Linked DNA regions of Mus musculus: regions 2 and 3 are each linked to region 1. Evidence: chromatin contacts called from ENCODE Hi-C or POLR2A ChIA-PET data. All regions are on one chromosome and are shown on one strand. Each heading gives the region's core, a stretch centred on a gene start or an enhancer-like site at or near the end of the contact. The rest is flanking DNA. Distances are from core to core; before and after follow the strand shown.

Region 1 (4,980 bases), core at 1,432-3,931:
TTTAATCACAGGACATGGAACACAAAAGAGATGCCCTGAAGACACATCCCTGTATGTTGGGTTTCCCTAATGCTTATGCATGTCCACAATACCTGCAGATACAAAATCTTACGATGAGTTAAGTCATTTCTCTCTTTTTCAAATCTTAATTTTTGAATATGAATGTTTTGAACTTCCAGTGTTGTGTATCCATCAGATAAGACTGCTGCTCAGACATGAGTTTAAGCCAATACAAACTCTCTTAGCTGACCAGTAACCTTGCTGGGTGTTCAGAATCCCAGCGTAGCCCAAAGTCTTACTCAGGGCGAGTTAAGCACGGACAACAATCTGGGTTGACATACTTCAGTTGAGCTGGGTGACTACATTTAGAAACTATGAAGTATGTATGGCCTTTGATGGCCGTGGTCATTGTTTTCATTTTACCAAGTGGTGCTGCTTGCTGAGTTTCATGGCCTGAATGGTACCACCATCAATGGAGTCTGTTGTGTTAACGTCCGGGATCCTGTTATGGAGGGTTGTGAGCTGTCACGTGAATTCTGAGAACTGAACCTGGATCCCCTGAAAGAACAAGTGCTTTTAAACACCGAGTCACTCCAGTCTGCTCAAGGCTCTTATATTAAGTGGCACAGTATTCACATGAAGTATTTTACTTGCAGGTTTTGCTGTTGGAGAGAGGATCTCACCTGATCCTTCAACATGGCCTTGAACTTGCAATCATGTCCCAGTTCCTAGATTACCCAAACTGCCTATAACCTGAAAGAATTCCGGGCAGGTTTCACACGGACATCTCACTCCAATGAATTCGGCTTGCAGCTAGGTTTTTGTTCCTCAGTACTGAGTGGTGGAATTAAAGGTGTGGACTACTACTTCCAGTTTACTTAGGTTTCCTTTTGCAGTACTACGGCCTCACAGGCGCTAGGCAGATACTTTACCACTGAACACCCCCAACCCTTTCTGGTTCTTCATTTGGTTGCTTTTTGGTAGTTGTGTTTTTGTTTGCTTTTGAGACAGGGTCTCAATATGTGAGGCTGGCCATCTTGGAACTATGAAGATCAAGCTAGCCTGGAATTCAGAGATCTGCCTCTGTACTGGGATTTAATCAAGTACTGGGATTAAAATGAGCACCACTATGACCAGCCAGTTTTGTATTTTTATTTATTTTTGGGAGAGGGTCTAAGTTGCTCAGGCACGCTCAACATAGATTTGAATTTTATCTGTGGCCCAGAATAGGCCTTAAAGTTTTGATTCTCCTGCCTCAACTGTCTGAATAGCTGTGATTGTGGGTCTGGTCTGTATTAATGAGGATCTTCTTGTTACTCTGGCTGGCCTGGGCTGATCCTCTTGCCTCAGCCTTCCAGTAACTGTGACTTTAGTTGAAAATGCCCATGACCTGACTGACTTCAGATACTTAAATTATCTCTGGAGTACTTATAGCACTAAATATGACGTTAACGACATAGCTGAAATGTGTAGAGAATGACAAGAAAAATACCTTGCATGTATTTAACACAAATTTTCAGAAGACACTTCATTGGCAGTCAGTTGAATCAAGAACAAATGTGTGCATTAAATGCGATCTGGCTTTTTCTCTTTCACTCTGCTGGATCTGGGGGAACTGAATTTAGGGCTTTCCTCGTGCTAGCCAAGTACTCTACCACCGTGCCAGCTAGTCTCCTTTTGCAGTTCTTGCAGATCGATGGATGAAACACCCTGAAAATAAGGGACTTGACTTCTCCCTTGGAACCCCCTTTGTCCTCTCTCAAAAGTTTGGAACTATTGCTCTAGAAATGCTAGTTTCTCTGAGACCCGTTTCCGGATGGTTAAGGATGGGTCTGACATTCTGGTTCACATTCTCGTTAAAACTCAAGCAGAAGAATTAGACCAACCGGAATCCCTTCTTAAACAACTGAACCGCTTTAGAGTGCTGTAGTCAGCTAAAAGCACACAAAACACGAGTCCTGGTCCAGGACGCATACGGTTCGTCCCGCAGCTGAATCCCTCCGGGGACTTCATCTCCTGTGGGCCCTAGCTGGTCCTGCAGCTTGGGGCAAATTTACAGCTCCCAACGAGGAAATCTGTGGACATCTATCATAAAGCAGCAATTGGGGCAGGTGACCTTTAGAGTCCGTCCCGCAGGGCTCTCCAGCCCCATGTCGGGAAGAGCTACCACAAGCTTCCAAGTCTCCGCAGACTGAGATCCACCCTCCCCAAGGCCCGTCCACGTGAGAATCACGTTGCACCCGCCTCGTGCTCCCCCCAGATCCACGGCCAGTCTCCTCAGCCACCCACCACACCATCGGAGGCCTCCAAAGTCACTGACCACAACGCCTCCCGCTAGTGTCTCGGCAGCGATTGGCGCGCGAACCTCCTCAAACTGGGACGGCGGCCGACACGTGACCAACGTGCTTAACCCGCGTTTGACAGTGGCTTTGGCTCCCGGCCCGCTGCCCGCGCTCCCTGTGCGCACGCGCGAGCTCCAATGGTCCTCCCGGCGACTGTTTCTAGGGCGGGCTTGCGCATGCGCCGCGCGACCCAAGTGGCCCTCAGGAGAAGGGGCCGGCGGCGGAGGCTCCGACGCGCATGCGCAGTAGCTGGATGCGGGCGTCGCTTGCCTCTTCCCCCTCCCCCTCTCTTTTCCCTCCGATTGGTTCGGAGGCGTCCATTCGAGTTACAAGATGGCGGCCCCGGGCGCTCTCTTCACCGTTCTGTAGCAGCTTCGGGCTGAGCGGATGTCTCTTCTTGTCCTCAGTGTCGGACTCAGAGACACACGGCTCCCGAGTTCTGCTGATCACGAAGTTCCCGGAGGCGCTCGACGCACCGGAATCTCCCAGCGGCCGCGACCGCCGCCTCGGCCCTGCTCGCCGCGGCGCCGGGACTCCAGCGTGATCGGCGGCGGCAGTCAAGGTAGGTGAGGGCCGGGCAGGCCAGGAGGGCGGGGCGGCGGCCGCCTTGGCGACGCGGCGGGCTGTTTGTGAAGCCGGACCGGGCCGGGCCTGCCGGGCGAGCCGCCTGGCAGTGGAAGGCTCGGCTGAGCGCGGGCCTCGGCCCCAGCGGAGGTAGGCGGCGGTGGCAGGGCCGCCCTGGCCCAACCCTGGCTGGCCTTCGCCCCTTACATGTCGTCTCCCCGGCTGTTCGGTCCCCCGGTGCCCTCACCGAGTTTCCAGGCCGTTGGTCACCCGGGTTCGTCCAGGGCCACTTTTGAGGTTTGGGCTTTTCCGGGGCGTTATAGTGACCTCGATCGGCTCCTGGTGTTTTCCTGTGAAAGTCATCTCTTGACCGCAGAGTTGTGCGGGTGCGCACACCGCAGGAAGCGGCCCGATCGTGAATAATTCACACACACACACACACACACACACACACACCATCACCATCCCCTGTCAACACACACACACACCCCGTCCCCCGGCAACTTCCTAGCTTCATATCTTAAAAGCATTTCGTGGAGCCATTTTACCCACAAACGCAGACATTTGGCAAAGTCTTCCGGGCAGCTGTTGTAAGTCATTTATTACAGGGATTAAATTTCCCCGGTAACATATTGGTAGAAGCTTATCTAGTACGTACGAGACCCTGGATCCTGTCCCCACCGCTTTAAAAGAAAAATAAAACAGAAAAGCTTTAATAACAACAATAATAGCTGGCAGATAAGTCTCAAGTGCCAGGCCTTGTTCCAGATAATTTGCAGAGTTGTGTTTAACTATGGAATGTGAAATAAGTAGGTATTTGGTGCTTTAAAAAAAAAAGTATGTATCTCCTATGTTGGCCTTGAACTTGTTCTATGGCTTAGACTGGCCTCAAACTGTCATCCTGCTTCAGCCTCCCTCTACCATCACCCGGGTTGGTGAAATGTGTTTTAAAAGTTTAGCCTATAGTAGTAGTTACTTTTCCCTCTACAGCTTTTGAGTTTTGGAGTAAAAATAGGGGTTATTTTTGTTACTATTTTGACAGGACACTTCCTCTGTTTGAGGCACTCTTCTAAGCTATGCCATCTTAGTTTTCATAGCAGTCCCTCTGTCCCACAGATAATCATTCGCCAAACCCGATTGCCCAGGCTCGCTCAGCTTGTCCTGGAAGCTAGCAATAGCATCTTGTATTTTCTCAAATAAGTAATGCCTCGGACCACTGAATCAACAACAGATCTATGAGCCAGGTAGGTTTGGGACATTTTAGAGTCATCAGGAAACAAAACTAGAATTCCTGGCCTCTGACTCATCTGAGTAAAGTGTGAAATGGCAGCGGCAGCATTCGTTTGTTTTAGTCTGTCAGGTACTCTTTAGTTTCAAGTCTGAGCTAGACAGTTTAAATGCGTTTCCCACTATTCCTTTTGTCCACATCTTAAAACAGTAAATCTAGCAGGGTCACTGCTTACCTCTTTTGCCCTCTGGTGGTGATGTTAGGTAATGATTAGAAAAATTTCCCTAGGGATCCAGAGACCTCACCTGTGAACAGTTCTGTAAAGAACGCTATTTCTGATAAGATTAATTTTGCAGCGGTTTGGGAGAGGAGTTAAAAAGAGACGGTTCCCAGTTACTGATATTTATTAAAACTCATGCTGTATATTTTAGAATCTTCATTTTTAAAATCATTCATTCTGTAATCAGAAAACGTGCCTGTAAGAGAAAAATGTAAAAGGTTGGAATGTTTCGAAAGCTGGAGCCCTGCACGTCAGATATTGGAAGGCTTTGGAATTTATGATTTCAAACTTACTCTGTAGTTGCTAATCTGCTGTAGAGCATTAAGCGATGGGTAAGTTTGTATCTAATGACTGTTCCAGGCCTACTCTGGTGGGATGTTGTGCTGAGGGTAAATGAATGGAGAAAGTATCAGGAAGGAGTACCTACTGCCAGCCTGGGCAAGTACCCTCGCTGCTAAAGCTGCTCTGAAGAGATGAAACAGTGCTTAGAACAAAACCCTCCAAGCTCCTGTCTCTCTCTCTGTCTCTCTGTCTCTCTCTCTGTCTCTCTCTCTGTCTCTCTCTCT
Region 2 (4,980 bases), core at 1,790-4,289, 50 kb before region 1:
AAAATAAATAAATAATTAATTTTTTTTTTTAAAAAGGAGCCTCAGTTGAGGAAATGCCTCCATGAGATCCAACTGTTAGACATTTTATCAATTAGTGATCAATGGGGGAGGGCCCAACCCATGGTGAGAGGGGCCATCCCTGGGCTGGTGGTCCTGGGTTCCTTAAGAAGGTAGGCTGATCAAGCCATAGGGAGCAAGCCAGTAAGCAGCACCCCGCCATGGTCTCTGAATCAGCCCTTTCTTCCAGGTTGCTGCCATTTTTGAGTTCCTGTCCTGCCTTCTATCTTTGTTAGGGTTTTACTGCTGTGAACAGACACCATAACCAAGGCAACTCTTATAGGGACATTTAATTGGGGCCTGGCTTACAGGTTCAGAGATTCAGTCTATTAACATCAAAGCAAGAAGCATAGTGGTGTCCAGGCAGGCATGGTGTAGGAGAAGCTGAGAGTTCTGCCTCTTCATCTAAAGGCTGCTAGCAGAATACTCACTTCCAGGCAGCTAGGATGAGGGTCTTATAGCCCACATCCACAGTGACACACCTATTCTAACAATGCCACACCTACTCCAACAATGCTACACCTTCTAATAGTGCCACTCCCTGGGCAGAGCATATATAAACCATTACACCTTCCTTTGGTATGAACAGCAATGTGGAAGTGTAAGCTGAAAAAACCCTTTCCTCCCCAGTGTGCTTTTTGGTCTAACGTTGTTTCATCCCAGCAATGGTAACCTTAAGACAGTTGCTATATGGCATTGGTAAAGTGCCTTAGCTTTTCTGTGACTCCATCTCTTCATTATGAGGTAGGGACCATTATAACAAGGTCCTCTGCCTCTGGGAGGCTATGAAATATTACCACTGAGAGTGAGTGATGTGCGGGTGGCATCCCCAGCCAGTGCCAGCTCCCATTACTTGTGATCCCAAAGCCCTTCCTGAACAGGAACACATTGAGGGGAAGGGGTTTCACGGGTGGCTACTGAAGACACGGGGGACATGTAAAATGTATGAGAGTAGAGGGGTAAACTGAGGCATGGGCAGGCTATTCAATATTCCCATGGGACACTCAGGGGTGAATCTGGAGAAAGCATCACCAAAACATAGGAGCAGAGACTGGTAGTGACCAGAGGACAGTGCCTCTCTCTGGCATCTGCACCCCTCCATGGGATTTTCAGGGACCCGGGCACAGAGAAAGAAGCTCACCATAAAGAGGTTCATGGGAGAGTGGGCTGTGTGCTGTGAGGGGTTTGGTGCCTGTAAGATGGTTTTTCCCTTCCTTAATTCTGGGGATAGTGTGGGGCTTTCGTGGCAGCAACTGAGCAAGAAGCAAGGGAGAATGGCTGGAGGAAAGCTTAAGTGGTGGGCTACAAGGCCTACCCCTACCAGCGACCATCTAAGCGTGTCCTGAGTGTCCACTCCATGGATGCCCAGAATAGTGACTGTCACCAGCCTCTCCCAAGCAAGAAGACCAAGGAACTGCAAGGCTGGAAATGGATCTGAGGCTGATAGAACCTTGCCACCCTGGGAGGTCCTCCGAGAGGTTGATGCCTGCTGAGTGGAATAGGAGACTCTGCTCGTGGCTCAATCATCATTGTGATGGTGGGTTATCTGGTAGTCCTGGAACACACAGGCCTTCTTAGAAAAGGCTAGAAGTATGGTATGTTCAACCCTGGCCCTCAGCTCCCACAGCCCCTGAGGAAATGACTGAGCATCCGGACCATGTCATTAACGAGATCTCCTGATGCAGTCTGTATAGAGTTTTATGCAGAGTGGATGTGGGCCTGGCAGAGAAGGTTGGGTGCAACTCTATGGGCAAACTTGGCTCTGCATGAGGATCTGATGAGCTGGGACAGGAAGATGGTCAGGGGAGAGCTCTACACCTGTGTCATATGCATGAGGGTGAGGGATAGAGACCTTCCAGGCCTGTTCCCAGACTGACAGGATAGTACATGATCATCCAGCCAATCTCAACGTCCAGTACATTATAGTAATAAACTCTTCACCTTCCAGGTAGAGGTGGCCTGTGGGCATTTGAAACAAAATGGCCCCCAGAACCTCATAGGAGGTAGTTCCTAATGGAGGTGTGGCTTTGTTGGAGGAAGTGTGTCACTGGGGGTGGGCTTTGAGGTCTCAGATGCTCAAGCCATGCCTAGTGCAGCTCACAGCCCCCTCCTGCTGCCTGAGGAACCATATATAGAACTCTCAGCTACATCTCCAGCTCCATGTCTGCCTGCATGCCACCATGCTTCCCACAACGAGGATAATGAAATAAACCTCTGAACTGTAAGCCAGCCCCAGTTAAAAATTGTTTTACAAGAGTTGCTGTGGTCATGGTGTCTCTTCACAGCAATAAAACCCTAACTAAAACAGCACCCATGTTCAAATTCTAGCTGCACTTGGCTACAAGTGGCTTAATCTTGGTAGGCCTCAGTCAGGTGATGAAAGGTGATGCTGGTGTCTTTCAAAGTGTAAAATAATATAGGAATCCTAGAACACTTCTGGTTCCTGTTAAACACACAGTAAAGCTCCATAGAATAGCGATGTCATGATAAAGGAAAAGAGTTGATGGGTATGTTATGAGCTTTCAGGGATGATAGGCAGTCAGATATGCAGACACTGTAGATGGAATATGGACTCTAGCTCGAAGTGCCTGCATTTTCTATAACCAATTTCATCTTGGTTAGAAGCTGCCATTTCCAGGCTGTGTCAACAGCAAGCTATTTACATTGCCAATTAAGCCAGTGCACAATAGGGAACTCTCTAGACAGTGACCCCCACCCAACCCCTACTTCAAAAGGAAAAGATACCCGGAGAAGTGCCCATGCCTCTGCATGAAAAAATAGGGCTGACAGAAGCCTGGGCCTCTTGGTGTCCTGAAGAAATCACCCGGAAGGCTGTCCCCAGAGGAAAGTCAAACAAGAAAAGGCAAATGCTGAGGGAAACACAGGTCTGTTAGATTCATCACATGTAGTCCCGGAAGCTGAGGGGAAGGTGGTATTTATAGGACTGAGCGACAAACTGGTTTTTATACCAGAGGGGGAAAAAAACAGAGATCAGAATGGGCGCCTCTGAAGCAAGCCTACTTATGGCGCTCCAAAAATACACTAGGAAGCAAAGAGACCCAAATCTCCTCAGAGAGAAACCGGCTCGCTGGTGTGAAGCAGCCAGCGAGGTGGTTCACACAGATGAGACGTCTACATCAGACGGTAATTTTAAAGAAACCATACTTACTGGGTGTGGCGGCACACACATTTAGTCCCAGGACCCAGGAGGCAGGGCAGGGGGCAGGTGGATCTCTGTAAGTTCCAGGCCAGCCTGGTCTACATAGCGAGTTTCAGTCCAGCTAGGATTACACGGAGCAACGAGCAAGACACCACCCAACTTGTGATTTTTTTTTAAAAGATTTTATTTATGTACGCAAGTACACTGTCGCTGTCTTCAGACACACCAGAAGAGAGCATAGGATCCCATTACAGATGGTTGTGAGCCACCATGTGGTTGCTGGGAATTGGACTCAGGACCTCTGGAAGAGCAGCCAGGGCTCTTAAACCGCTGAGCGATCTCTCCAGCCCGACTTGTGATTTTTGTTTTGTTTTGTTTCTTGAGTGTTTAGGTTTTGTTGCATGGTGTGTGTGTGTGTGTGTGTGTGTGTGTGTGTGTGTGTGTGTGTGTGTGTGTGTATTGTGGCTCTGTGACACAATCCTCCGGTTCAGGAATTCTGGAACTTCACTTCTGGGCTGTAGCCCGGGTTTAACAGCAGGTTCCCCAGCCCACCTTCACACCCCACTCATAAAAGCATTTTAAAATACCATGTTTTGTGCTCTAAAGGCACTGACGTACTTAAGCAGGAGACATGAATCATGATAGAGTTGTATAAATAGCACCCTGCTGTTGACAGACCAGTCCCACACCACAATCTCACTGGCAAGTCCTGGCACTGGCACCTGTTGCCTTCTGTGCTGGTCCCTCCTCCACATGACATTCGGACTCCTGTCCCCAAGATCCTGGATGGGCAGTGTCCACAGAGGAGCCACAGGTACCCTAACCACCACCAGGTCACACATTGTGAGGTCCAGGTTCAGTGAGAGACCTTGACTGAAAAAACAGATAAGGTGGAGAACTCTAGAGAAAGACACCTGATGATGACCTCTGACCTGCACAGGCATGCACACACAAGCCTCCAGCTGTGTTGGCTCTAATACAAGAGAGTGATTCCATCTGTGTCCTTGTGTTGGCTTAGTTCTCATAAACTGGCTTCGGCCACCCCGTGAGTTCCTACATCAACCGAGCCCAGAGCCATCTGACTTCCAGGCGACAGGGTTCCTGGGATATCCATCTGTGTCATGAATGCACTTAGCCCTTTTCTTAGTTGCTTCAAGACATGACCACTTGGGCTTAGGTGTGGAGCTCATACAGCTACATCCCTAGAGCATCCTACCCAGCGTGCAGGCAGCTAGCTACACCCCAAGAGACCTCCCTGTCTCAGGTCTTTACTATTTGGGGGAAGGACCTGGGGTTTCCTCAGTCATTTCTTGTGAGACTCAGGAGCCTTCCCCCTCGCATCAGGAGGAATGGGTTCAACCAACAGAAACCACTGCAGAATAATCTGCTACCACCCAATGGATACCAAGGCCAGAGGCGTGTCCTTTGGTTCATCTTGAGTTCTCCAGTTCCTGCAGTCTATTCTCCTGTCCGTTTTGTATTCTACAGCCCACCTACCTGTCTACAATAGCACCCTGGTTCATCCTCCTCCTCTTGGCGGTGCCAAGGCTGCAAGCCCCAAAGCTTCGCTGACCAGCAAGTCTTTGACAGTCCCTGCTCACTGAGCCACTCTGCCCCAGTGACCTACATTATCCTTCTCAGCACCTGTTCTCATCTGAAATCCGCTCGAGTTTCTTTCTTAGGTATCTGTCATCCATCTTCCAGCCCCAAACCGCTAACGCTGGGCTCTATGATAGCTCCCTACAGACAGTACTTGGGGGGTG
Region 3 (4,980 bases), core at 686-3,185, 50 kb after region 1:
TCAGAGGGCAGCGTGTGGGAGCCACTTCTCTTCTGTGATGTCAGAGGGCAGCGTGTGGGAGCCACTTCTCTTCTGTGATGTCAGAGGGCAGCATGTGATGTCAGAGGGCAGCGTGTGGGAGCCACTTCTCTTCTGTGATGTCAGAGGGCAGCATGTGATGTCAGAGGGCAGCGTGTGGGAGCCACTTCTCTTCTGTGATGTCAGAGGGCAGCATGTGATGTCAGAGGGCAGCGTGTGGGAGCCACTTCTCTTCTGTGATGTGGGTTCTGGGGACTGAACTCAGGTTGTCAGGTTTGGTAGCAAACACTTTTACATACTGAGCCGATGATCTCGATGGTCCTTAAAGACTGGGTTTTGGCAGAGGATGGTATTGGGGATCGAACCCAGGGCCTTGTGAGTGCTGACCTAACATGCACTATACCACTAAGCTATGCCCCAAGCTAGGGTTGTCATTAAGAATCGTCTTACAGGGACTGGAGAAGTGGCTCAGTGGTTAAGAGCACAGACTGCTCTTCCAGAGGTCCTGCATTCAATACCCAGCAACCACACGGCAGCTCACAACTGCCTGTAACTCCAGTTCCAGGGCATCTGAGACACGCACACAGACATACAAGCAGCCAAAAGACTAGCCCACATTAAAATAAAAATAAGTACATCTTTTTTTTTAATTATCTTATATATTTTAATTTTTATATCTTAAGTTGATCTGAAAAAAATAAGCAAAAAATAGCTGGACATGTTGTCTATATATGATCCCACCACGCAGGAGACTGAGGCAGGGGGATTGAGAATTAGAGGTCAGCCCTGATTGCAAGGTAAGACCCCTAACTTAAAAATCAAACAGAAGGAACCAAGACAGGGATTCTGGAGATGGAAGTGCTTGCCACAAAGCAGGAGAATTCCCTCAGAACCTACATCAAAAGCCAGATGTGACAGTGTGGGCATCTGGTCCCAGCACTGGGAGGTGAGACAGGCTAGTGCCTGGGGCTTGCTGGCCTGTTTGGCTAGATCAGCAAGCCTGGGATTCAGTGAGGGGACCCTGTCTCAAAAACTAAAGACATGCAGCATCAACCTGCACACACCATGCATACACAGCCAAATTAACAAGGGACCGAGACAGTTCTAGCAACTACAGTTAGCAAATGCCAGAATTTAGTGCTACATAATTACTAGAAAATTGCTTACAGCAGGAGAGCCAGAACACAGAAACTGAACACACACACACACACACACACACACACGTATGTATGTATGTATGTATGTATGTATGTATGTATGTATGTATATATATATATATATATTGAGAACCTGGCTTTTTGGGTTTGTTTGTAATGCATAGGAAGACTGGGGGGAAAAAAATCCAAGTGTCTACAGTGGTTCTGGAGCATTCCGTCTGCAAGTTTGTTGTCCGTACAGGCAAGGATGCTGCATCAGGGAGAGGGTACCCAGGAACACAGTTGGCCCCTGCAGGACTGTGGACCCAGCATCCACCCAGCACCCACCCCTGCATGGTGTGGAGCATCCCAAGCGCCTGCTATACAGGCTGCTGTCAGGTGGCGCTCGTAGCCAGGCAGGGGACAAGAGCTGGACAGGCAGGCCACCCTGGTCTAGCTGCCAGCAGCTCTACAGTGAGGAGAGTTCAGCTCAGGGCTGAACTATAAGCTAGGTAGGCAAAGAGTAAGCAGAAGTGACTGGAGCTGCACTCAAGACCACTGCAGAGAGGCCTGTACCAAGGGAGGGCAGGGGAAGCCAGAGAAGTGAGGAATCAGAACACGAGGGGCAGACCTCACGGGCACTCTGGCTGCTGGTTGGTGTTTACCCTCCAAGGATAAACCTCTAAACAGTCTGGTGAAGGGTGGGGGCACTCTCTGCTGTGGCACGTGCATGCTAGCACCTGGCCTGGACCCAACTGTGGGCTGCAAGGACAAGGTCCTCCGGAGAGTGCACCTGGTCAGCAATGGACACTGCTGGGCTCTGGATACCTCCCAACAGCAGAGGTCAGGAGGCCGACTGTCTTTGACAAGAGTCCAAGGGTAGCCCTTGGTCCCCTGAGCAGGATGAATAGGCTTTTGTGGCCTCAATAGGCCTTTTATCATCTTGTGCCTGGGTACTGAGGGCCCTCGTTCCCTGGGGCACAAAGCACAAAGAAGCTGTCCTAGGAAGCCAGGCTGCCCTGATGAGGCCCTGGATGAAGAACTGGTCAGTCGGGTCCCACATGAGCAATCCCAAGGGAAGTGGGGTGTGGATGACTCGGATGTCCAAGTCAGGCTGAGCTGGTCCTGTATCTTCTTCAGGAAGTTCAGGCTCTCTCACCACATGACCCATGCTCTCCAGATAGCACCCACAAATCTGCCCTTCACTCCCCAAATACAGTAGCCAGCCCTGACCCCTGTCCCCTGACTAAATACCTCCACAGAGGCCACACCTCCCTCAGCAGCAGTATTTGTTCCCTGTGAGAGTAGCTGTGACCTGTGAGAGTAGCTATATCCTCAGTTCCTGGGGTCTGTCTGCCCACTCACCCCCAACTCCAGGCTGCCTCTGATAGGCAGCACCTTTCCAAACATGCTAAATGCTATCTGCACCATGGGGCTGGATCCCCTTTGAGTGCCCACTCTGATCTTCATAGCATCTACCATGGACTTTATTCACATGATGGGAAACTGAGGCTCAAGGCCTGAGTCACCACCAGTCAGGCCTACCACTGCTGCTCTGTGGCAGGAACAGACCACTGCCACATACATCTGCCCACAAGGCCACACCTTCAGCCCTTTGCTCCAGCCTTGTCATGGTGATTTCTTACTTCCCATCTGTGAGGGTCCTTACATCTTGCTGACAGAGGTCACAGTAGGCAACCAGCAAATGTGACCTCAAACACATGAACATATGGTGCATTCTCTGAGACACTAAGGCAAATTTGTACACAGTGCCCAAACCACCATCAGCAAGAATACAAGGAAAATCCTCAGAGCCCTTGGAACTCCCTTAGAAGCCGCTTCAATTAGGAAAGCAGATGCTGATGTCCAGGCTGCCCAGCAAGGTCATGGCTGATGCTCAGACTGCAGGCTGTCCCCATGCCTGCCAGTGTGTGGGCTTTCTCTGGGGCAGCCTGCAGGATTCCACCCCCCAAGAGCCATCCTTCATGCTTTCTCTGCAGCGGCAATGCCACAAAATTACCCACATGACCAGCATGGCACCTGCCATCACCACCCACAGCCTGCCTCCAGGCCACCGTGATGCTCCCTGGAACATCTCACAAACTGAGAGGTTTCTAGATAAAAACCCCCAACTCCGAGATCACCACCATAGTAGCTTTTGTTTCCATGTAGAGAACTAGCTCTGTGACACTTCACAGGGCACTCTGACCCGGTGGGATCTGTGATCCAGCAACCCCAGCACCTCCACCTCCCTAGGCTGGAGGTTATTTTTACATGACCTAGCCACTATTCCCCTCCTCTGGCTCCCACGCAGGTACTACAGGGCAGAAGGTGAGTCACGGAACCTCAGAAGCCCACCCTCCCCAGCCAGTGCAGCCACTCCTTGACAGGTGCAACAGCCAGCAGCCAGGGCTGGGAATGTGGGCTTCACTCTTCATATATTTCTTCACCTTACTCTATGCAAGGCTCTGGCCAGGATCCAGGCATCCCAGCTCCACCCATGTACCTGTATCTTGTCTACACTGGCTTGCTGCAGGCTCTGTAACCCCAAGTGCTATCCAGCCCTAGATCTTTCCCTAATTTCACAGTCACCTAGGCACCCCCTTTAGGAGGAAAACAAACCCAGACACACCTTTCCCACTGCCAGGTAGTCCTGGCAGGCTCCTCATCACTCATTCAGTCCACAGCAAGCAATGTTCTCCTCCTGGACTGGCCCACTCCATCACCAACTCTCTCAGATCCCTTCTCTTCTCTCACTTCTGGGTCTACCCACCCTCTGAAGCCAGGGCTGGGTGCTTCCTTGTGTGTCAACCCAGCAAAGGGCCACCTAGGAAAGAACAGGGCATCAAAGGCCCCTCTGATACAGACCTGTCCAAGTGTGAAAATGGACAGCCTGCAGCTCCAAGCCCAGGAGAGTTAGGTCCCTGCCTAAGGCCACTGAGAGTTTGAGCAACTGTCCCAATCCCCCTAAGTCCCACTGCATATGCCAACAGGGGTTACACTCCCTATAGAAAGATGCAGAGAAACCTGTCTGAGGAAAGGAGGGAGGCAGGGAGGGAGGGAGGGAGGGAGACAGGGAAGGAGACAGAGAGAGAGACAGAGAGACAGAGAGAGAGGTTTCAAACAGATGCCCTAGTCCTTCAGCAGAAAGCATGCACAGGTCAAGGAGAGGTCCGTGCTGCTCAGAGCTCTCCAGTGAGCTCAGAGAACTCTCCTGGGTGCACCCAGGCTCCCCTGACACAGCCCTTGGAGGAGGATGACATCAGCTGATCGCAGCTGCAGCACCAGCTGAGGCTGATTCATCCCACCAGGCTCTCCATGGGGAGAGGACTCCCAGGAGAACCAAGCGGAGGGGTAGGAATCCTCTGGAATCCCAGCCCCACCTCCCTGCCTGGCAGAATCAGCACCTCCTGAGTCAGCAGCCCAAGCAGGCGACCCATGGCTCTCTCTGCCTGAGGCTCCAAGTGTGGAGTCCCAGCTCTCTCAGGACAGTAAGACAGCAGGACTCAGTTCCATGGTGCAGAGGGTAGAAGTGTGCCTCTCATTTGTCTTCCTTCATGTCCGTTGTCCCTGAACCTAAGCACACACACGGTGGCACTACTGATGGCTTCAAAGGTGGTGGCAGTGGCAGTGGCAGCGGCAGCGGCAACACTCAGGAAACAGAGGTTGCAGTCTCTTAAGTTTGAGGCCAGCCTAGTCTGCAGAGAAACCCTGTCTGAGGGAGAGAGACAGAGACAGAGACAGACAGAGGCACAGAGAGACAGAAAAGAAGAAGGAGGAAGAGGAGGGAGGAAAGGAGGGAAGGAGGGGGGAGGGAGGGGGGAGA

What was found. Hi-C counts contacts between places; a loop is a spot of excess contacts on that map. ChIA-PET counts read pairs that join two places held with the same protein, here RNA polymerase II (POLR2A).
Region 2: a loop to region 1 is called in a map of left cerebral cortex, with 2.1 times the contacts of the local background. The contact joins the enhancer-like site here to the promoter of Nup50 in region 1. A Hi-C loop is called at or near these places in 1 of 37 maps with a recorded cell type or tissue (left cerebral cortex).
Region 3: POLR2A ChIA-PET joins it to region 1 with 16 read pairs in Patski. The contact joins the enhancer-like site here to the promoter of Nup50 in region 1. A Hi-C loop is called at or near these places in 11 of 37 maps with a recorded cell type or tissue (T-helper 1 cell, T-helper 17 cell, T-helper 2 cell and 4 more). POLR2A ChIA-PET finds 5 or more read pairs at or near these places in 3 of 5 experiments (Patski and embryonic stem cell).

Annotation. Positions count from the first base shown.
Region 1 is chr15:84,920,747-84,925,726 of GRCm38, forward strand. Nup50 (nucleoporin 50) reads left to right here and starts at 2,682. Exons shown (of 8, transcript NM_016714.2): 1 at 2,682-2,904.
Region 2 is chr15:84,870,222-84,875,201 of GRCm38, forward strand. No RefSeq gene overlaps it. Among named protein-coding and RNA genes, the nearest start is that of Phf21b, 17 kb to the left of the region's middle. Within about 2 kb of position 3,040, at least 1 of the 3 ENCODE cell types and tissues checked has a DNase peak (open chromatin) inside an H3K27ac peak, as active enhancers do; it is left cerebral cortex, where a contact is called at or near this core.
Region 3 is chr15:84,971,444-84,976,423 of GRCm38, forward strand. The region is part of intron 1 of 5031439G07Rik (RIKEN cDNA 5031439G07 gene); the gene reads right to left. Among named protein-coding and RNA genes, the nearest start is that of 5031439G07Rik, 14 kb to the right of the region's middle. Within about 2 kb of position 1,936, at least 2 of the 3 ENCODE cell types and tissues checked have a DNase peak (open chromatin) inside an H3K27ac peak, as active enhancers do; they include gastrocnemius, where a contact is called at or near this core.